2 separate regions of the Homo sapiens genome follow, and region 1 is linked to region 2. A link is a loop called in an ENCODE intact Hi-C map of the cell type or tissue named here. Cell type or tissue: right lobe of liver. All regions are shown on one strand. Each heading gives the region's core, and the rest is flanking DNA. Links, peaks and the distances in the headings are about the cores only. Region 1 overlaps ZSCAN21 (zinc finger and SCAN domain containing 21). Region 2 holds the start of LOC105375423 (a long non-coding RNA gene).

The links. Hi-C counts contacts between places; a loop is a spot of excess contacts. Peaks named below come from ENCODE experiments on the same cell type or tissue, not always from the same donor. Only the 100,000 strongest peaks of a DNase experiment are listed, where the experiment ranks them.
Region 1: it touches region 2 in a loop (3-fold over the local background); 71 of 110 quality-filtered maps call a loop at or near these places.

The regions. Positions count from the first base shown.
Region 1 is chr7:100,051,743-100,063,039 of GRCh38, reverse strand. ZSCAN21 (zinc finger and SCAN domain containing 21) reads right to left here. Exons shown (of 4, transcript NM_145914.3): 2 at 5,635-6,129; 3 at 5,150-5,342. The coding sequence starts at 6,033. Among named protein-coding and RNA genes, the nearest start is that of ZSCAN21, 7.6 kb to the right of the region's middle. RefSeq lists an enhancer at 3,561-3,680. In right lobe of liver, for the core only: no CTCF peak of the experiment used is centred there; no DNase peak of the experiment used is centred there.
Region 2 is chr7:99,985,835-99,997,131 of GRCh38, reverse strand. It overlaps LOC105375423 (a long non-coding RNA gene), which reads right to left and starts at 57. Exons shown (of 3, transcript NR_159960.1): 1 at 22-57. It also overlaps the pseudogene LOC100128334. RefSeq lists an enhancer at 2,555-3,056. In right lobe of liver, for the core only: CTCF peaks have their summits at 2,783 (motif pointing left) and 6,069 (motif pointing right); DNase peaks (open chromatin) are centred at 2,791, 5,618 and 6,071; H3K4me3 peaks cover 785 bases; H3K27ac peaks cover 941 bases.

The DNA of each region.
Region 1 (11,297 bases), core at 1,362-9,361, 67 kb before region 2:
TGCCCCTGTGGTCCCAGCTACTTGGGAGACTGAATAAGAGGATCACTTAAGCCTGGAAGGTCAAGGCTGCAATGGGTCAAGACTGCAGTGAGCCATGATTGTGCTGGCCTGGGCAACAGAGTGAGACCCTATCTTTAAAAAAATATTTATTTTATTTATTTATTTTGAGACGGAGTCTCATTCTGTTGCCCAGGCTGGAGTGCAGTGGTATCATCTTGGCTCACCGCAGTCTCCGCTCCTGGGTTCAAGTGATTCTCCTGACTCAGCCTCCCGAAGAGCTGGGACTAGAAGCACCTGGCACCACGCCCAGCTAATTTTTGTATTTTTAATAGAGATGGGGTTTCACCATGTTGGCTAGGCTGGTCTCAAACTCCTGACATCAGGTGATCCACGTGCTGGGATTACAGGCGTGAGCCACCGTGCCCAGATGTTTTTTTTTTTTTTGAGATGGAGTTTTGCTCCTGTTGTCCAGGCTGGAGTGCAATGGTTCAATCTCAGCTCACCGCAACCTCTGCCTCCCAGGTTCAAGCGATTCTCCTGCCTCAGCCTCCCGAGTAGCTGAGATTACAGGCATGTGCCACCATGCCCGGCTTATTTTGTATTTTTAGTAGAGACAGGGTTTCTCCATGTTCTAGACCATAGGCTGGTCTAGAACTCCTGACCTCAGGTGATCTGCCCGCCTCAGCCTCCCGAAGTGCTGGGATTACAGGCATGAACCACCACACCCGGCCCTTTAAAAAAAAAAAAAAAAAAAAAAAGAACAGTTGAGCCTCACGCAGATTAAAAACAAGGGAGAATGACTGCTGCAGGGCCAGGGTTAAGGAAAATGACAAGGACAATTAAGGATGAGGCTGAGTGGCAAACTCACAAAAACCCATGTTCCCACAGCAGTTGAACATAAAAGCAATCAGAGGGCATTCTGACCATTTACAATCATTCCCGCCCCAGATCCGTATCAATCAGAATGAAAGCACGTGATCTCCAAGAGGGCTTCACGCTCATCATTTACTTACACTGGCTACATCTTGTAATTCAGTTATAAAGTGACGCTCACTATTAAAATCAGATGGAACCAGTTTATCTTTTTAGAACGCCTCACCAGGCAGTCACACCTCTTCAAAGTCCACCTGGCCATCCACATCAGGGAAAAGGGGAGTAAGAGAAATTCGCTCTGAAAAATGGGACCCCTTGGAGAACTGTTAGTCCTCTGAGGGTACAGAAGCCTGTCAGCAAGCTACCTTCTTCACCCGTTTCCCCTTCCCTAGGAACCGCCCTGACAGCTTCTCTCTCTCTGCCCAGCTGTCTATCTCCTTCCTTTGCTGACAGTGACTATCAGCTGCTTCCAGGCTCACCCTCTCCTCACCATCTGCTGGGGGTCAGAGCTTCAGCAGCTGAAGTCCTTCACACTCTCCATAATTAGCAATCGCTTGCCTACACACAGACTTCTCTTCGAGTCACTGGACAGCCATGGACTACATGTGTGGGACAGAAGTAACCTCATAAACTTTGTTTTGTTTTGAGATAGAGTCTGGCTCTGTTGCCCAGGTGGGAGTACAGTGGCATAATCTTAGCTCACTGCAACCTCCACCTCCCAGGCTCAAATGATCCTCCTGCCTCAGCCTCCCGAATAGCTGGGACCCCAGGCACTAGCCACCACACCTGGCTAATTTTCGTATTTTTTGTACAAATGGGGTTTTACCATGTTGCTCAGGCTAGCCTCAAACTCCTGGCCTCAAATGATCCACCTGCCTTGGCCTCCCAAAGTGCTGGGATTACAGGTGTGAGCCACCATGCCCAGCCAAAAGTTAACATTTTAAAAAATAGCTGAATGAGGCAAAAATTGAAAAAGAATTTACCAGGACTATTTATTTCATTGTCTTCCAGGCTGCACTGTTACTGTTGGGTAGTTTGTCATCAGTCTAATCAGCATTCCTTTGAGGGGGGTAATCCGTCTTTTATGTCTTGGTTACTTTTGAGACCCGGTCTCACTCTGTCGCCCAGGCTGGAGTGCAGTGGTGCAATCTCAGGTCACTGCTGCACCACAACCTCCACCTCCTGGGTTCAGGTGATTCTCCTGCCTCAGCCTCCCAAGTAGCTGGGAGCTGGGACTACAGGCGTGTACCAATACACTCGACTAATTTTTGTATTTTTAGTAGAAATGTTTTTTTTTTTTTTTTTTTTGACGGAGTCCTACTCTGTTGCGCCAGGCTGGAGTGCAGTGGCGCGATCTTGACTTACTGCAACCTCTGCCTCCCAAGTTCAAGCGATTCCCCTGCCTCAGCCTCCCGAGTAGCTGGGACTACAGGTCCCAGGGACAACACGTGCCACCATGCCCGGTTGAGATGGAGTTTCACTATGTTGGCCAGGCTGGTCTCAAACTCCTGACCTCAGGTGATCCGCCTGCCTCAGCCTCCCGAAGTGTTGGGATTACAGGCGTGAGCCACCATGCCCAGCCAGTCTGGTTTTTTTTTTATTTTTTGAGATGGAATCTCACTCTGTTGCCAGGCTGGAGTGCAATGGCGCGATCTTGGCTCACTGCAATCTCCGCCTCCTGGCTTCAAGCGATTCTCCTGCCTCAGCCTCCTGAGTAGCTGGGACTACAGGTGCATGCCACCACGCCCAACTAATTTTTGTATTTTTAGTAGAGATGGGGTTTCACCATGTTGACCAGGATGGTCTCCATCTCCTGACCTCATGATCCGCCCTCCTCGGCCTCCCAAAGTGCTGGGATGACCGGTGTGAGCCATCATGTCTGCCCTCTCCAACTCTTTCCGCCTCCTCTGGAACAGCTATTAAACATACACTGGACCTTCTCATCTGATCCCACACTGATGTCCAATGCCTGCCACCTTGATCTTTCTAAGTAGCATTTCAGATGACTTCCTTCCATCTACCTCTGTTTGCTAATCATGTCCTTCATTATTTAAAACAGCCATTGCATTCTTCATTTCAATGACTACAGTTTTCACTTTTAGAAATTCTATTTTGTTTCTGTCAAAGGTGCCTGTTTGTGTTTTTATTAACAGTTTCTTGGCTGGGCGTGGTGGCTCACGCCTGTAATCCCAGCACTTTGGGAGGCCGAGGAGGGCGGATCATGAGGTCAGGAGTTCGAGACCAGTCTGGCCAACATGGTGAAACCCTGTCTCTACCAAAAATACAAAAATTAGCCGAGCATGGTAGCAGAAGCCTATAATCCCAGCTACTCGGGAGGCTGAGGCAGGAGAATCACTTGAAACTGGAATGCGGAGGTTGCGGTGAGCCGATATAGCGCCACTGCACTCCAGCCTGGGCAACAAGACCGAAACTCTGTTTTTTTAAAAAGAGCTGGGCGTGGTGGTGTGCACCTGTAGTTCCAGCTACTCGGGAGGCTGAGGCAGGAGAATCTCTTGAACCTGGGAGGCAGAGGTTGCACTGAGCCGAGATTGCATAAATGCACTCCAGCCTAGCAACAGAGGGAGACTCCGTCTCAAAAAAAAAAAAAAAAAAAAGACTTTATGCAAAGCTTTCACAGCCAACTTCCCTTTCCTTAGGAGGGCCCAGCAGCTTTGTCTTCTGTCCCATCTGGGTACTAAAACCCAAGCCTGTTCCTGGCTCTGATAATCCTTCCACTCCACCCTCCTCTTTGTGTAATACTGCCAAGGGGCTACACCAAGAGATATGGAAAATAAAACTGACCAGATAGGTCTCCGGCTATTTTTATCTCTAATTACTGTGGCAACTCTGGGGAAACCCCAATTGCCTGGAGAGGTCTACTGTGTTCACCATAAACCATGAAGAATTTAGCTAACAGTTTAATTTTTTACTTTTCCTAGAAAATGTGATTTTTAACCGGCTCGAAACTCTGTTTCCATGATGGAGTTTCACGTTTCAGACACAGCAAGCATGGAGGGAGATTTCTGAGGGCCATGGACTCTTGTCATGAAATCACACCACACACATAAATAGTGGTCTACACCACCAACACGTAAGCAAAGTCCTGGTTTGAAACTATTAGGATTTGGAATAATATGCCATATTTTTGCAAACATATAATTAAACATTAACTCTGTTTCAAAGATTTAGTTCTAATCCTTCTGGTAAATGAAGGTACTTAAGAGTAGAACCCATAAAATAACAAAATAACATAGGGCCAGCTTGGGCAACATAGTGAGACCCTGTCTGTACAAAAAAATAAAGTTAGCCAGACATGGTGGTCCCAGCTACTTGGGAGGCTGAGGTGGGAGGATCATTTGAGCCCCAGAGATTGAGGCTGCAGTGAGCTATGATCACGCCACTGCCCTCCAGCCTGGATGACGGATGGAATCCCTGTCTCAGAAAAACACACAAAAACACCCCCACAGGGGATGACCATTTATGGCCTGAGATTATTCTATAAACCATAATATATGGAGATTTGAGCTCAGGAGTAGTCACCTAATACAGCTTTGACTTGTGAAAAATGCCCCACCTCTTTCCATAGCTTCAGAAAGGAGGTTGCCAATTATTTCCCATTTGCCCTTCTCAGATCCATTCTCTGACCCGCCCTGTGCCCCAGGAAGCTGACCCTAAGGGCTGCACTGTCTTGTCTTTCCTGCCCTCTGGCTGCCAACTGAGTTTGTCATTGGGGAACAAAAGCAGGAGATTTAAGGGCAGGAGGAGGGTGCAGTTGGGGTATTTATTCCGTTTTCTCCTCATCCCACAGCAGGGCCTACAGCCACAACTTCTATCAAGTGACCCCCTCCTCCATGACTATAGCTCTTACCTGATTCTGGTAAGAGGGTCCCCCTCTGTCCCTTTAGGCTCACAGGGAGTAACAGCTTTTCACTGTTGTCTGGTGCAACACTATTCCTTATTGGTTCATTTGAAGTCTCTACACCTCTGTTAACAGTTTCTTTTTTAAACTCATTTCAATTGACCCTTTAAAAAAAATTATTTGTAATACTCAGACTTCAAAGAGAAACTGATCCTTTAAGAGTGATCCATTCCCATGCTAGGGCCCAGGTTAAGACAGCCTTACTTGGGGGAGGAAAGGGGACTATTTCCACCCAGTCAGCCCAACTAATCAAGTCAATCTATGAAATCACCTCACAACCAAGAATTACTAATTATTCTGCTTCTCCAACCACAGGGGCCTGGGGCACTGAATAGGAGTCTAATGGGTGGTCCTCACCTCGGACCTTTCTTGGATCTTGAGCGAACTCCTGCTCCTCACCAGACTCTTGGATGTACAGGGGCCCCCAAGACTCGTATTTGTGACTGGTCTCCAAGGGCTGTGGCTGCATGCTGCTCGGGGATTCCTTTGCAGTTCCTGAGGAGGATATCTTCTCCCACACCGGTTTCTGTTCGTTTGGAGGAGTTGAGACCTAGAGACAATCAGGAATGGCTAGGTTTGTGCATGGCTCACTTTAAGACCAAGAATGAAAATCCCAGTAGAGCTACATAGAACCTCTAGGAAAGAGAAAAGGAAAACACCCATCCCATTCCATTCCCAAGGCTAAAAGTTAGTTTAGGATGATAGAGAAAAATAGGAGGAAACAAGGTCTAATTCAGCAGAAATTTCCATTCAGCAAATCTTAATGTATGGACAAACCCTTGTTCCTGCCTAGAATGTTACGCTCCCAATCTCCTAGAATAACAAAGGTCTCTCCTGCCTACCTGGTGTCCTGGCTCATCCAGTTCCCGCTCCAGATCTTCGAGGAGAGTGACAGCCTCTTCAGCGCTCTCCGGGCAATGCTCCTGCACCCAGGCCTGGAGCTCCTGGGGCAGGATGGTCAGGAACTGCTCCAGCACCAGTAGCTCCAGGATCTGCTCCTTGGTGTGGATCTCGGGCCTCAGCCACTCACAGCAGAGCACCCGGAGTTGGCTCAGGGCCTCTCGGGGTCCAGGGGTATCATGGTACCCAAACTGCCTGAAGCGCTGGCGGAACATCTCCAGGCTAGGAAGGTACTTGCCTTTCTCTTCTTTCTCCTCGACTTTTACCATCAGAGGCCCCACCTGCTCCTGTGGAGGCCTAGGGCCCAGAACTGGGGCCATGCCTAGTACCTTGGTCATCATGTAAACTCCAGAAACAGCCTCACCAAAGATGGGACTCTGTGGGGCAGGAATATTCGTTCCTTTGGGTTTCCAGTTCTTTAGGGCCACAAGTTAAACCTAAGAAAATATAGTTACCAAAAAATAATCAAACTGAAAAGTGTTTTTGGGTCTTTACAGCCATACCTTTAACACAAGAAATTGTGGAAATTATGTCCACCATAAAACTACCATACAAAAACAACTGCTCAAAATCTTTCTGGAATGAGCTGGGTACAGTGGCTCATGCCTATAATTCCAGCACTTTGGGAGGCTGAGACGGGTGGATCACATGAGGTCAGGAGTTTGAGACCAGCCTGGCCAACATGGTGAAACCCTGTCTCTACTAAAAATACAAAATTAGCCAGGCGTGGTGATGGATGCCTGTAATCCCAGCTACCTGGGAGGCTGAGGCAGGAGAATTGCTTGAACCCAGGAGGCAGAGGATACAATGAGCCAAGCCTGCGCCACTGCATTCCAGCCTGCGCAACAGAGCGAGATTCCATCTCTAAAAAAAAAAAAATCTTTCTGCAATCAGCTCAGGATATCCTACTTTGATTTCAGTGGTCTCCACTTTCCTAAAAAGTGCAATGTGGCATAATTTTAAAGTTAACTTTGCTCCAAAACTAGTTCAGAATCTCACCACTATAGATATTATAGTTTCTGAGATTTTATCAAGCTATCTACTGGCTAGATGCCATCTGTTTAAACCTAAGACATTTAGCTTGAGCAATGAAAATTCACTAGTCAAGGCCAGGCATGGTGGCTCACGCCTGTAATCCCAGCACTTTGGGAGGTGCTGAGGTGGGCGGATCACGAGGTCAGGAGATCGAGACCATCCTGGCTAACACGGTGAAACCTCATCTCTACTAAAAATACAAAAAATTAGCCAGGCGTGGTGGCGGGTGCCTGTAGTCCCAGCTACTTGGGAGGCTGAGCAGGAGAATGGTGTGAACCCGGGAGACGGAGCTTGCAGTGAGCTGAGATTGTGCCACTGCACTCCAGCCTGGGCGACAGAGCGAGACTCCGTCTAAAAAAAAAAAAGAGGAGGGCCGGGCGCGGTGGCTCACGCCTGTAATCCCAGCACTTTGGGAGGCCAAGGCGGGCGGATCACGAGGTCAGGAGATCGAGACCATCCTGGCTAACATGGTGAAACCCTGTTTCTACTAAAAATACAAAAAAAAGTTAGCCGGGCGTGGTTGCAGGCGCCTGTAGTCCAGCTATTCGGGAGGCTGAGGCAGGAGAATGGCCTGAACCAGGGACGTGGAGCTTGCAGTGAACAGAGATCGCGCCACTGCACTCCAGCCTGGGTGACAGAGCGAGACTCTGTCTCAAAAAAAAAAAAAAAAGGAAAATTCACTAGTCAAATGACTGGGCCTGTCAGTATGACCTGAGTCATGCTCGAAGGGTGTAATTAACTAGTACATTAAAAATAACTGAGGTCGGGCGCAGTGGCTCATGCCTGTAATCCCAGCACTCTGGGAGTCCGAGGCAGGCCTGGACTTGAGACCAGCCTGGCCAACATGGTGAAATCCTGTCTCTACTAAAAATACAAAAATTAGCTGGGCATGGTGGTGTGCACCTGTAATCTCAGCTATTTGGGAGGCTGAGGCACACAAGAATCCCCTGAACATGGGAGGCAGAGGTTGCAATGAGCCGAGATCGCGCCACTGCACTCCAGCCTGGGTGACAGAGCAAAACTCTGTCTCAAAAAATAAAAACAAAACAAACTGAAGTGCCAGGTGCAGTGGCTCACATCTGTAATCCCAGCACTTTGAGAGGCCAAGGCGGGCGGATCACTTGAGGTCAGGAGTTCGAGACCAGCCTGGCCAACATGGTGAAACCCTGTCTCTACTAAAAATACAAAAATTAGGCGGGTGTGGTGTTGCACACCTGTAATCCCAGCTAGTCAGGAGGCTGAGGCAGGAGAATCGCTTTAACCTGGGAGGGGAAGGATGCAGTGAGCCAAGATTGCACCACTGCACTCCAGCCTGGGTGACAGATCAAGACTCAGTCTCAAAAAAAAAAAAAAAAGAGAGATCATAAGTAGTTTTCTGACAAACAAAATGGACTTTAGTGCTAACATTCTGTAAACACGGTTCATAGTTATGAAATTAAGGCTTTGATTAGTCTTTTTTTTTTTTTTTTTTTTTGAGACAGCGTCTCACTCTGCTGCCCCGGCTAGAGTACAGTGGCGTGATCTCGGCTCACTGCAACCTCCGCCTCCCGGGTTCAAGCGATTCTCCTGCCTCAGCCTCCTGAGTAGCTGGGACTACAGGCACGCACCACCACGCTCCACCAAAAGAAATGTTGGTGGAGTGTTTAGCAGTGGAATTAAGACATCAGGAAGCAAACCAAAGCATGAAAAGGGAAACTGTAAGGCACGGAAAAAAATGCATACAGAATTATTTCCCAAAATTTGTTCAAAAGCACTATAACTAAGGCGGGGTGCGGTGACTCACGCCTGTAATCCCAGCACTTTGGGAGACCGAGGCAGGTGGATCACCTGAGGTCAGGAGTTCGAGACCAACCTGACCAACATGGCAAAACCCCGTCTCTACTAAAAATACAAAAATTAGCCGGGCGTGGTGACAGGCACCTGTGATCCCAACTACATGGGAGGCTGAGACATGAGAATAGCTTGAACGTGGGAGGCAGAGGTTGCAGTGAGCCGAGATTGTGCCACTGCACTCCAGCCTGGGCAACAGAGTGAGACTCCGTTGCAAAAAAAAAACAAAAAACAAAAAACAAAACACACTATAACCAATAATTTGAATAAAGGATTCTTTGGCCAAATAAGTCTGTATGTACTCAGTACATACCACAGGAGTGCCCAAGTTGAGGACTACTTAAAAATTGAGTCAGGGGAGATGCAACGTCATCTCACCTACTAAAACAAAGGCCTGAGCACCAAAGACTAAAATAAACAAGAAATAATGAGGTAGCTGTGCTGGAGAGCATTCTTTAGAATATTTAAAACGACTGGCCGGGCGTGGTGGCTAACGGCCGTAATCCCAGCACTTCTGGAGGCCAAGGCAGGCGGATCACTTGAGGCCAGGAGTTGAGACCAGCCTGGCCAACATGGTGAACTGGGGCCATACCTAGTATCTTGGTCATCATATAAACTCCAGAAATAGCCTCACTAAAGATGGGACTCTGTGGGGCAGGAATACTGGTTCCTTTCGGTTTCTGGTTCTTTAGGGCCACATGTTAAACCTAAAAAAATATAGTTGCCATAAAATTACAAGTTACAGTCTCCACTAAAAATACAAAAATTAGCTGGGAGTGGTGGCAGGCACCTGTAATCCCAGCTACTTGGGAGGCTGAGGCAGGGAATCACTTGAACCTGGGAGGTGGAGGTTGTAGTGAGCCAAGATCCTGTCACTACACTCCAGCCTGGGTAACAGAGTAAGACTCTGTTGCAAAAAAAAAAAAAAAAAAAAAATTATGTATGTATGTATGTATGTATGTAAGAGCCCTCCTCAGTGGCAGATTAACTTTACGTAACTGTTACAAAATTTAATACTCTATCCAGAGGAGGGCACCCTAAGACCAGGAAAGAAACCATTGTTTGGGCTGCTCAGCTTCTGTGATCTGGCCTGGGAAACAAGGCAATTCACCAGGGAGTCATGCAGCACCTGCTGGCATCACACAGGGAGCGTCATGTAGTAACATAACATTCATGTGCGATACACTCTGAGAACTTGGTGAATCCAAATTCACAGATGCCACTGGATCACATGATTGCCTCTGCAAATTACAGAAAAAAAAGTTTCCTTGGATGTTGCTGCTGGGCAGTTGGCTGGGTAAGCTCATTAGCTAAGTGATTTATTCTAGGCACATCAGTTCTTTTTTTTTTTTTTTTTGAGATGGAGTCTCACTCCGTTGCCCAGGCTGGAGTGCAGTGCCATGATCTTGGCTCACTGCAACCTTCGCCTCCCGAGTTCAAGTTATTCTCATGCCTCAGCCTCCTGAGTAGGTGGGATTACAGGTGCGTGCCATGCCCGGCTAATTTTTATATTTTTAGTAGAGATGGGGTTTCACCATGTTGGCCAGGCTGGTCTTGAACTCCTGACCTCAAGTGATCTGCCCACCTCGGCCTCGCAGAGTGCTGGGATTACAGGCGTGAGCCACCACGCCCGGTGGTACATCAGTTTTGCGGTGCACACAACTCAAATGTACAATGCATAAAGACTACAAACGAGTAGAGGGCCGGGTGCCCTTCCTCCTTCCTGCACTCACTCTCCTTGGTGATTTCACAAGTTGCATGGTTTTAATTACCATCTATATACTCACAACTGCCCAAACTGTATCTCCAACTTAGACCTCCCTGCTGACCTCCAGACTCATACGACCAACTACCCACTTGCCATTACCACCTGGATGTCCAGTAAGACATCTCAACCTTAACATGTCCAAAATGGAATTCCCATCTCTCCCTCAAAAGCTGCTCATCTCAGCTAATGGCAACTCTCATTGTTCTTTTTACTTGGACCGAAAAACCTGGGGTCATCCCGAATCCTCTTTCACTTTTTTTTTTTAATTTAATTTTTTTATTTTTTAGAGACAGTGTCTTAGCCTGTTGCCTAGACTGGAGTGCAGTGGCACAATCACAGCTCACGGAAGTCTTGAACTCCTAGTCTCAAGCCATCTTCTTGCCTTGGTCTCTCAAAGTTCTGGGGTTACAGGCGTGAACCACTTCACTGGGTCTTTATTTTATTGTTTTTCAATTACAGAGGCAGGGTCTCGCTTTGTTGCCCAGGCTGGCGTGTAGTGGTGCCATGACAGCTCACTGCAGCGTTGAACTCCTGGCCTCAAGCGATCCTCTCACCTCAGCCTCCAAAGTAGCCAGGACTACAGGTGTGCATCACCACATCTAGCTAATTAAAAAAAATTTATTTATTGATTTACTTATTTTTGTAGAAACGAAGTCTTGCTTTGTTGCCCAGGCTGAGGCATAACTTGAGCTCAGGAGTTCCGGGCTGCAGAGTTGTGGCTGTACCACTGTGCTCCAGCCTGGGTGACAAAGGAAAACCCTGTCTCTTAAAAAAATAAAGAAGCATGCGGCTAGAAATCAAATGCTTCATTACTAACTCACATTGTCTACAATCACAGTGACTTTTTAAAAGCTATCTAGACTGTTTATCTCAAGAAGTCCATCAAGCAAAAGTTCATGGTCTATCATAAACAGAAGGCCCTTGTTCTGTGTCCATTTTCCCTCCTCCTTTATGCCAATCTCCCACAGCTTA
Region 2 (11,297 bases), core at 2,259-10,258:
GAATCGAATTCAGCGGCTCACCTGTGGAAGAGGAAATCCATTTACAATGCATCCAGGCCTGAGTTTCAGCTGAGGGGTTGGAGCATGGCTGATTATCATCCTGGCTTCCCCCAGAGACCAAGGAAACTGAGGCCTGGAGCAAGTTCTTGCTTGCTCAGGGTCTCACAGTGATCCGGGTCAGAAGCCAGGACTTGTGGGACCACGATTTGTGCCCTTTGCACTGCCTGGACTGCCTCTCATCATAAATGAATACGGATAAAATTCGTTATGCTTTCAAAGTGGTAGGAAACACATGACAGATCAAAGCAGACAAAATAGTGTGCAAGACTTTTGAGAAGACGCCTCACACTCGTCGGGATGGCTACAGTTTAAATATCCCTTATCTGAAATGCTTGGGACCGGAAATGTTTCAGATTTCAGAATTTTTTTTTGACTTTGGAATATTTGCTTTACTGGTTGAGCAGCCCTAATCCCAAAATCCTAAGTCTGAAATGCTCTAATGAGCATTTTCTCTAAGTGCCATGATGGCCCTCAAGTTCTGGTTTTGTAACTTTTGGAGCTCAGATATTTGGATTAGGGATACTCTCCCTGTACTAAAAACAAACAAACAAACAAACACAAAAAACCACCACCACCACCAACAAAACAAAACAAAATAGCAGGTGTTTGGTGAGGATGTGGACAAATTGGAATCTTTGTGCATTGCTGGTGGGAACATAACATGGTGCAGCCCCCGTGAGAAATAGTACAGCGCTTCTTCAATAAAATTAAAAATAGAATTGGCTGGTGTGGTGGCTCCCGCCTGTAATCCCAGCACTTTGGGAGGTGAAGGCAGGCGGATCATTTGAGATCAGGAGTTCCAGACCAGCCTGACCAACATGGCAAAACCCTGTCTCTACTAAAAATACAAAAAAAAATCAGCTGGGCGTGGTGGCTCACGCCTGTAATCCCAGCTACTCGGGAGGCTGAGGCAGGACAGTTGCTTGAACCTGTGAGGGGGAGGTTGCAGTGAGCAAAGATGGTGCCACTGCACTCCAGCCTGGGCGACAGAGCTAGATTCTGTCAAAATGAAATGAAATGAAATGAAATAAAATAAAATAAAATAATCTCTGAAGGCTAAAGAGAGAAATTGGGTCAGCTGAAGAGTTTACAGATTTGCAGAGAATAGAGGCAAGGAAGCTTTGTGAACTACTTTTAGGTTGTGAAACTTGGTCTTGATTCAGCCCCCACATGGTCTTCATATACAAAGCTTCTTTGCAGAGGAAGCTCTTTGGAGAAAGATAACTGGTGAGATAGAAAGCACAGCCAAGAGATAACAAGGGAGACTTCTCTGGAGAATTTTGTGGATGAAGAGGAAAAACAAATCCATAAGGTCATGGGGATAATGAGTTATTTGAAATCAGAAAGAGTGATTAACATGGAGGCGGGGCGCAGTGGCTCATGCCTGTAATCCCAGCGCTTTGGGAGGCTGAGGCAGGCGGATTGCCTGAGGTCAGAAGTTCGAGACCAGTCTGGCCAACATGGTGAAACCCCATCTCTACTAAAAATACAAAAAAATTAGCCGGGCGTGGTGGTGTGCACCTGTAATCTCAGCTACTCGGGAGGCTGAGACAGGGGAATTGCTTGAACCAGGGAGGTGGAGGTTGCAGTGAGCCGAGATTTCGCCACTACACTCCAGCCTGGGCAACAGGGCGAGACTCCATCTCAAAAAAAAAAAAAAAAAAAAAAAAAAAGCAAACCAAACCAAAGCACACAAACAAATAAACAAACAAAAAACATAAGGCAATTCTCTACAGGTGTTTTACTGCTAGAAGATCATGCTCCTCATTTCCTAAAGACTCACAGAGAACAGAAGACTGGTTGCATGAGAAGTGAATAACAAGAGGTTATAGTGCTTATTTGGGTTGGGGGCAAACATGACATTTCAATATTAACTTGTTTATTTATTTATTTTTCGGTTATACATCATTGCTGGTATATGTACTTTATTTTATTTTTTAGAGATGGGGGGTCTCGCTATGTTGACCAGGCTGGTCTCGAACTCCTGGCATCAAGCCATCCACCCATCTTGGCCTCCCAAAGTGTTGGTATTACAGGTGTGAGCCGCTGTGCCCAGGCTAACTCGTTTTTTTTCTTTGGTCCAGCAAGGCTTGTGAATGTGTCTGGGAACGACGTAAAATCTGGCTTGAAAAAAAAACTCTCAACTCAAAGCTCCAAGACAGAGCTGAGATGCTTTTGAAGGAGACAGCCTCATTGGTCTCCTTGTCGGAGAGGCCCCAACTTATCAGTAAATATTGGTTAACATCTATCATCTGGTGGGACTAAGCATGGAACCAATTGCCCTTGCACAGAAGGCCACGTATTGTAGTATTCAACATAGATGGAATGACCAGGAAAGGCAAAACCACAGATATAAAAAGTAGATTAAGGCCAGGCGCGGTGGCTCACCCCTGTAATCCTAGCACGTTGGGAGGCCAAGATGGGCGGATCACCCACCAGCCTGGTCTATATGGTGAAACCCCGTCTCTACTAAAAATACAAAAATTAGCCGGGCATGTTGGTGCGCGCCTGTAATCCCAGCTACTCGGCAGACTGAGGCAGGAGAATCGCTTGAACCCAGGAGGCGGGAGGCGGAGGTTACAGTGAGCCGAGATGGCACCACTGCACTCCAGCCTGGCGACGGAGCAAGAAAAAAAAAATAAATAAAAAATTGCTAAGATTGTTATTAAATCCGCTGGGAGAGTCTTTCATCATGTTAGCAGGATCATTGTGTCCTCTGGTGGCAATAACACGCGACTGCAACTGACTTGCCTGTGCAGAAAAATCTTTCCTGAATCCTGAAAGCTGCATTCTGTTCTATTAGCTTAAGAAGGAAATCTGACACTGATCCGCACGGTGTGTTTTATGATCCTGCACATAAAGATTAGGTGCTCAAGGATGCAGAGGAGCCCACTGCTCCCAGAGCAGGTGCCTGAGCCTAGGAGGCATCTGACCAGAGTCTCTGTCGCCCAAGCTGGAGTGCAGTGGTGCGATCTCGGCTCACTGCAACCTCTGCCTCCAGGGTTCAAGCGATTCTCCTGTCTCAGCCTCCCAAGTAGTTGGGATTATAGGCACGCACCACCATGCATGCCTGTAATTTTTTGTATTTTTAGTAGAGACGGGGTTTCACCATGTTGGCCAGACTGGTCTCAGACACTTGACCTCAGGTGATCTGCCCGCCTCGACCCCCAGAGGGCTGATATTACAGCGTGAGCCACCGTGCCTGGCCGAACGACAGGATTTCAAGCCTGAACTCGAGAGGTAGCCCAGACTGGGGATCTGCACTGGGAAGTCATCCGCAAGGACGTGGTGGCTGGAGCTATAGACAAAGGGAAAGTTATCCAGGGAGAGTGAGGGTGTGGAATGGGGAGAGAGAGGGCCCGCAACACAGTCCTAAGGAACACCAGCACTTTTTTTTTTTTTTTTTTTTTTTGAGACGGAGTCACCCAGGCTGGAGTGCAGTGGCATGATCTCGGCTCTTTGCAACCTCCACCTCCCAGGTTCAAGCAATTCTCCTGCCTCAGCCTCTCAAGTAGCTGGGATTACAGACGCCCACCACCATGCCCAGAATTTTTGTAGTTTTAGTAGACACGGGTTTCACCATGTTGGCCTGGCTGGTCTTGAACTCCTGACCTCAAGTGATCCACCTGCCTAGGCCTCCCAAAATGCTGGGATTACAGGCATGAGCCACCGTGTCTGGCCCAGTTATCGCTTTCTGAGAGAGGAGTTTCTCCAAAGTTTTCAGTTTGACATAATCAATATAACCATCCTGCGTATTAGGGGATGGCTGGTTCTTCACTCCTTCAGCATCTTTGGTTAACCGGTACCTCGACTTGGCCATATCCACAGGTGGGGGAGGTCAGGAGATGTCACCCCTAGTCACTGGGGCTGTGGGGAACATGGTCTCTGAAATGGAACAAGGCTGACCAGGCCGATGGATGGCTCACAGTGTCTGCTGGAGGTTCCTTTTGCTGCTCAGGGCCAGGGCGTGGCTGGAGGAAGAGGCCCCACCCAGGAAGTTCCGCAGGGGCTTACACAGTCTTCCCAGACCCAGAAGCACAATCTCCAAAAGAGTGAACAAGAGACGGAACCCACTGACCCCAAACATGGCTTTTAGAAAGATGATCTTCTCCGAGGGGTGGGAAAAGGTGCAAGTTAATCTATACGGGCAAGGCTCTTGGCCACATGCAAAGGAGCTGGGCATCTGGAACCCATACAGGTGGTACTGCAACCCCGGCGCTGTCCCCTCCAGGACCAGCTGAGCTCCCAGCTGAGCCACATAAGCTCAGAGCAGCCTGAGGCTTCCAGCCCCTGGGGTATCTCTGCTGCTCTCCCCTCCCTGGATCAGGGTGTCCTCTTCCTCCGTCCCCTTTCATGATTCTTCCCAGTGCCAGATCACGTGATACAGAGTGAAACCCATGTAGAGGACGCTAGGTACAGCCACCAAGATGACCTGGAAGACCCAGAAACGCAGCGGGGAGAGCGGGTGGAAGGCATCGAAGCAGGCAGCCTTGCAGCCCGGCTGCTGGGTGTGACACACGAATTCACTCTGCTCATCGCCATAGACTCCAGGCCCACTGGCAGCCAGCAGCACAAGGCGGAATCCCAGGAGCACGGGAAACAGGAGGCGCCCCACGGGGGTGGAGTGCCAGCTCTCCTCCGCCAGCAGCCACCACCTCAGGAACCTGCCACACATCCTGTTAGGGAGTTTTAAAAAAAGATTATTACACGTTATTGATTTTTTGTTTTTAAAGACCTCTGTTGCCCAGGCTGGAGTACAATGGTGTGATCATAGCTCACTGCAGCTTCCAACTGTTGGGCTCAAGCAATCGTCCTGCCTCGGCTTCCTGAGTAGCTGGGACTACAGGTGCATGACACCACGCCCAGCTAAGTTTTAATGTTTTTATAGATATGGGGTCTTGCTATGTTTCCCAGTCTGGTCTCAAACTCCTGACTTCAAGCAATCCTCCTGCCTCGGCCTCCCAAAGTGCTGGGATTACAGGTGTGAACCATTGCACCAGGTTATGAGTGATTTATTTTTTATTTTTTGAGACAGAGTCTTGCTCTGTCGCCTAGGGTGTAGTGTAGTGTCGCGATCTCTGCTCACTGCAACCTCTGCCTCCCGGCTTCAAGAGATTTTCCTGCCTCAGCCTTCTGAGTAGCTGGGATTATAGGCGTGCACCACCACAGCTGGCTAATTTTGTGTATTTTTAGTAGAGATGGGGTTTCACCATGTTGGCCAGGCTGGTCTTGAACTCCTGACCTCAGGTGATCCACCTGCCTTGGCCTCCCAAAGTGTTGGAATTACAGGCGTGAGCCACTGTGCCGGGCCATGTATTGATTTATGACTTTGCCTGTAACTTCTGCTTCTCTGCCTCTAAAAACCCTTACCTACAAGCCATTGGGGAATTTAGGTCTTACACTTGAGCTGGCTGATTCTCCTTGCTTGGCACCCTGCAATAAATGCCTCAGTTTCTCTCACTGGAATCCACATGTCAGTGTTTGCAGCACCCGGTGGTTGGACCCAAGTTCGATGAGGTAACAGACGTCCACTGGGTGTGCTGTAATCCCGCGGAGGTTTTCCTCCATAATAAAAGGCAGGAATTGGCTGGGCGCCGTGGTTCATGCCTGTAATCCCAGCACTTTGGGAGGTCGAGGCGAGTGGATCATCTGAGGTCAGGAGTTGGAGACCAGCCTGGCCAACATGATGAAACCCCGTCTCTACTAAAAATACAAAAAATTAGCTGGGTGTGGTGGCGGGCGCCTGTAATCTCAGCTACATGGGAGGCTGAAGCAGGAGAATCGCTTGAACCCAGGAGTTGGAAGTTGCAGTGAGCCGAGATCGCGCCACTGCACTCCAGCCTGGGCAACAAGAGTGAAATTCCCTCTTAAAAAAAAAAAAGACGGCGAGAATTGTGTGAGTTGTGCGAGGAAGACCGGATGACCGTTATCTCATGGCCTTTGCATCCAGGCTTTGAGCCAAATTCTCAAGGACTGGATCCTAACACTTGGCTGCAACTATTTCCTTGACCACTAGGGGGCAGGCAAAAGCCATAGCGAATCCGGCCTAGCGCTGATTGGAACCTGCTTGAGAAAAAGACCTCTTTGTTTAAGCCGGCGGTCCCCAATCTCTTTGGCACTAGGGACCGGCTCCGTAGAAGACAGTTTTTCCACGGACTGGGGAGGGGAATGGTTTTGGGATGATTCCAGTGCATCCCGTTTATTGTGCACTTTATTTCTATTATTATTACATCGTAATATATAATGAAATAATTCTACAACTCGCCACGGTGTAGAATCAGTGGGAGCCCTGAGCTTGTTTTCTTGCAACTAGATGGTCCCATCTGGGGTTGATGGGAGACAGTGACAGATCATCAGGCGTTAGATCTCATAAGGAGCGGGCAGCCTACATACCTTTCTTGCACAGTTCACAATAGGGTTCGTGCTTCTGTGAGAGTCTAATGCTGCTGCCGATCTGACAGGAGGTGAGCTCAGGCGGTAATTGGAGCAATGGTCGGGGGGTGGGGGAGCAGCTGTAAATACAGATGAAGCTTCGACCCTGCAGCTCACCTTCTGCTGCGTGGTTCGGCTCCTAACTGGCTATGAACGGGTACCGGGAGTTGGGGACCCCTGCCTTAGACTATCTTGTCTCTCTCTGGTGGACTCTCCTGGGGATAGTTCCCAGGTAGGCTGGAGGAATGATGCACACTGAATCAGGCAAAAGACATCAATCAGATATAGCAAGGTATACATATGTTAAGGTCCTCTTCAATTTCTCTGAGCTTTGCTTTTTCAAACTTCTTTCCCAGTAGAATTCACTGTCCCAGCCAAAAGGTTCTTCGTGGTCGTCAGAAATATTTAGTGCTTTCTATTGCCTTTGCTTACGTATTTATTGATTCATCCAGAAATTATGTATTAATTACCTATTGTATTAATATGTGTATTTATTTATTTATTTTTGAGACACGGTCTTGCTCTGTTGCTCAGGCTGGAGTGCAATAGTACAATCATAGCTCACAGCAGCCTTGACCTCCCATGCTCAAGTGATCTTCCTGCCTCAGCCTCCCAAGTAGCTGGGACTACAAGTGTGTGCCACCATGCCCAGATAATTTTTTATTTTTTTAAATGTAGAGACAGGGTCTTGCTATGTTGCCCAGACTGATCTGGAACTCCTGGCTCAAGCAATCCTCCCACTTTGGCATCCCAAAGAGCTGAGATTACAGGCATGAGCCACTGTGCCCGGACCTATTGTATATTTGATTCTCTGGTAGGCACTGGAGACTCAAAAGAACAGGGAATGTAAAATCCCATTCTGCATGGAAATCTTTTGACCTCGACTTGGCAAGCTGTCTTAGGCCTCCACATCTCTCTGAAATCCGAATTGCTCCAGGAAGTTTTCCCTGAGTATCTCAGTAGCCCTGTGTCCCTCTCCTCCTGCCCCACACCTGCCCAGGACTTGAATCCTGTGGCTTCTCTCTCCTCCTTTATCATCATCCATGTCTCCTGTTATAGATGAGGTCACATCTCCTATTCCAATTTTCCTTAGCCCTGGTCTGATCATGTGGATTTTGGTTTCTTCGTTGATCTTAAATGTTTAACTTTCACCTTTTATTTGCTCCAAGTGTCCTCATATTCACATTTCACATGCTATATTTTTTCCTCTTGATTATTTGCATTTTCTTTTTTTGAGACAGAGTCTTGCACTGTCGCCCAGGCTGGAGTGCAGTGGCGAGATCTCAGCTCACTGCAACCCCTGCCTCCTGGGTTCACGTGATCCTCCTGCCTCAGCCTCCCCCGTAGCTGGGATTACAGGCACACATCACCAAACCCAGCTATTCTCCTGCCTCAGCCTCCCAAGTAGCTGAAATTATAGGCACACACCACCACACCCGGCTAATTTTTTGTGTTTTCAGTGAAGACGGGGTTTCACTATGTTGGCCAGGCTGGTCTTGATCCTTGACCTCGTGATCCGCCCGCCTGGGCCTCCCAAAGTGCTGAGATTATAGGCGTGAGCCACCGCGCCTGGCGACTATTTGCATTTTCTTTCCTGAACTTGGCTACTGTTCATATAGGATGTTTTTGCCCTGGAAGGGAGAAAGGTGGATTTCATGTAGACTTTAAAAAAAAAAGTAATTTCTCAGCTTTGATTTTCAAATTGGAGTCGAAGAGTTAAAACAAAAAATTGTAGCCTTCAAATTTAGGCTTTCATGAAAGATAAGATGATTAACTCAGAATTCCAAAGACTGGGAATGATTCTTCTATGGAACCCAGCTTGGAGGATGGATTTTGGAATAATCCAGAGTGGGAGGCTGAGTATAGGATGTAAAGAAAGTTCTTGTCGCTAGACACAGTGGCTCACGCCTGTAATGCCAGCATTTTGGGAGGCCGAGGCAGGCAGATCACCTGAGGTCAGGAGTTCGAGACGAGCCTTGCCAACATGGTGAAACCCTGTCTCTACTAAAAATAGAAAAATTAGCCGGGCGTAGTGGCTGATGCCTGTAATCCCAGCTACTTGGGAGGCTGAGGCAGGAGAATCGTTGGAACCCGGGAGGCGGAGTTTGCAGTAAGCCAAGATTGCAACACTGCAATCCAGGCTGGGCAACAGAGCAAGACTCCATCTCAAAAAAAAAAAAAAAAAAAAAAAAAAGAAAAAGGAAGAAAAAAAGGAAAGTTCTTTTCCCACAGGAAGGAAAAGCACAGACACAGGCAGGTGAGGCTTCATGAGAAGGTCAAGGTGAGAGCTCTGCTGTGTGTTTGGGGTTGATACCTGTGCATGGCAGTTGGCGACTCATTTGAGGAAACTCACTCTCAGGGACTCAGAGGGAGTCTGAGAACCTCAGGGCCAATTCCCGCTTCATTGAGCTGTACCCTGGAGAGCTGAGAGCTCTCAAATAAGCTTTGGCTGGTGGGCCAAGGCGAACATGGTGTGGAGATGTGGAGCAGCTGGAGTGGAGGGCTGGGTCTCCCAGGAAGCCAAGAAGTGTGGGGAAACTGAGGCACAGAAGAGGCTTGGCTGTGTGAAAGAGCTTGCAGGGTTCTAGCACCTCACAGCCAGAGTGGCCATGGCCACGCCTGTGGATGTCAGCAGGGGACACCTGAACAATCCCTAAGGGACAGCGGGTCCGGGCCATGCTTGGGATTGCCCAAGTCAGGGTGCCCAGGAACCATGGCCTCCAAGGGAAACCAAGAGTTTCAGATGAATTCAGTGCTTGGGAGCAGGACCAATGAGAAAATCACATCACATTTCTATAGCATTTTACAGTTAATACTGTTCTCTGTCGTGCTTGACAAAGAGAGATGATTATTTATTAGTTTCCACAGATTAGACAATGGCGGGGGGTGGTTCAAGGTGAGATGGTTTTTGGGTCCGAGTCAGCTCAGGACAGGCATCCCAGTCTTCGGTCTCCAAATCCACCTCCTGTCTGTCCCCCCACACTGCTCCTTGGGCCTTGAGGATCCATTGACCGTGATTTCGGTGGTTCAGCTCCCACATCAGGCAGGAAGGGCAGCTACTGGGGCTGAGATCCCACATTGCCTCCAGCCCTTGCTTCCTACCTGGCCTCCCCGGGCACCACGAGGGGCTGGGCCAGGCTGCTGTGCTGCACGTGGCAGGAGTAGGGGGCTGTGTCCTGCGGGGGCACATGCACCAACAACCAGGTCAGGTAAGTGCCGTTTCCACCGTGAAGAACATCTCCCCGTAACTCAGGCTCCTGCACCTCGCCGGCCCGAGTCCAGTGCACATCAATTTTCCCTGGGTAGAAGTCGTAGGCCAGGCACTTCAGTTTCTTCTTTTCTCCTGGGGCCTGGTGGCTGGTGACCACCACAGAGGGAGGATCTGTGGAGGGATAGAGTGTGACACTGCAGGTTTGAGGTCGACTTCTCCCGGCCCAGGTCTCTTCTCACCCCTACCCCTGGATGTCAGCAATCAGCAGAGCTCTAAGCTCTGTATCTGCCCGCCCCACTGCCCCCTGCCCTGGGACACTTTCCAGAAGATCAGGGAAGGCTGAGGCTTTCCCTGATCCTTCTCTGTTGGATCATGGAATGTCCTGGCTCCCCTCTCGCCCATTCTCCACCCCACCCATGTATTGACTCTGATAAGTTGTGAATGCTCTGTGCACTTTCCCATGTTTTCCCACATCTGAGTGGGCTTTGGAGTTCTGTCCCCCAATCTCAGTCCAGCTGCTTGGTTCAGCCCATGCCTCTATCCAGCAACCGCTTCCCTGCAGCACTGCACAATCCTGAGTCTCACTATGTCTGCAATCCAAGTCTCAGCTTGCAGCCATCGATTCCATTCACACTGGCTCGCTGTTGTCTTTCTGGGGCTGACATTTTACACACCTCCCTTCTCTCCACCACCCAGATGGGAGGCATCATTGTAGAGAGAAACAACGATGGCATTTGGAATCTGAAATCTGGAATTCAAGTCCTAGCTCTTCCTTTTTTTTTTTCTTTTTTTTTTTTTTGAGACTGAGTCTCACACTATTGCCCAGGCTAAAGTGCAGTGGCGCGATCTTGGCTCATTGCAATCTAGTCCTCCTGGGTTCAAGCAATTTTCATGCCTCAGCCTCCCGAGTAGCTGGGATTACAGGCGCCTGCCACCACGCCAGGCTAATTTCTGTATTTTTGGTAGAGACGAGGTTTCATCATGTTGGCCAGGCTGGTCTCGAACTCCTAACCTCAAGTGATCCACCCACCTTGGACTCACTCCCAAAGTGTTGGGATTACAGGCGTGAGCCAGCATGCCTGGCTGCAGCTCTGCCTCTTACACACAGTGTTACCCTCACCTCTGTCACCTCCAGCTCCTCATCTCTCAATGGGTGATATTTAGGGAAGCCTACCAGTGAATCAGTGGCTTTCCTGGCCCATTCTGCCTGAAATTTTGATGTCCTCCTAGGAAAGGAATGAATCCTGGAAGTTGAAAACTGGGGTTCTACGTGACTTACATGGATAGAGGAGATTGGCCTAAGATGCTCTCTGAGCTCCCAGCCTGAGATCACCTTGGTTTTTCCCAGCTTAGCACTGGATAGCAGGAAGCAGTGAGTACCTTGCCGGTCCAGGATATTTTCGCTGTATTTCAGGTATTTCCGCAGAGTTGCAGGGCACTCCTCCTCCAGGTAAGCCTTGGCCCGCTGCACGTAGACTGGTTCTGCCTCCTACTTCTGCTTGGTGTTCTGGGCTTCCGGGACCAAGGGGACTCAGGCTGGGATTTCTTTGTTGAATTCAATGTAGTCCTTTCCATCATAGGCATTCTTCCAGAA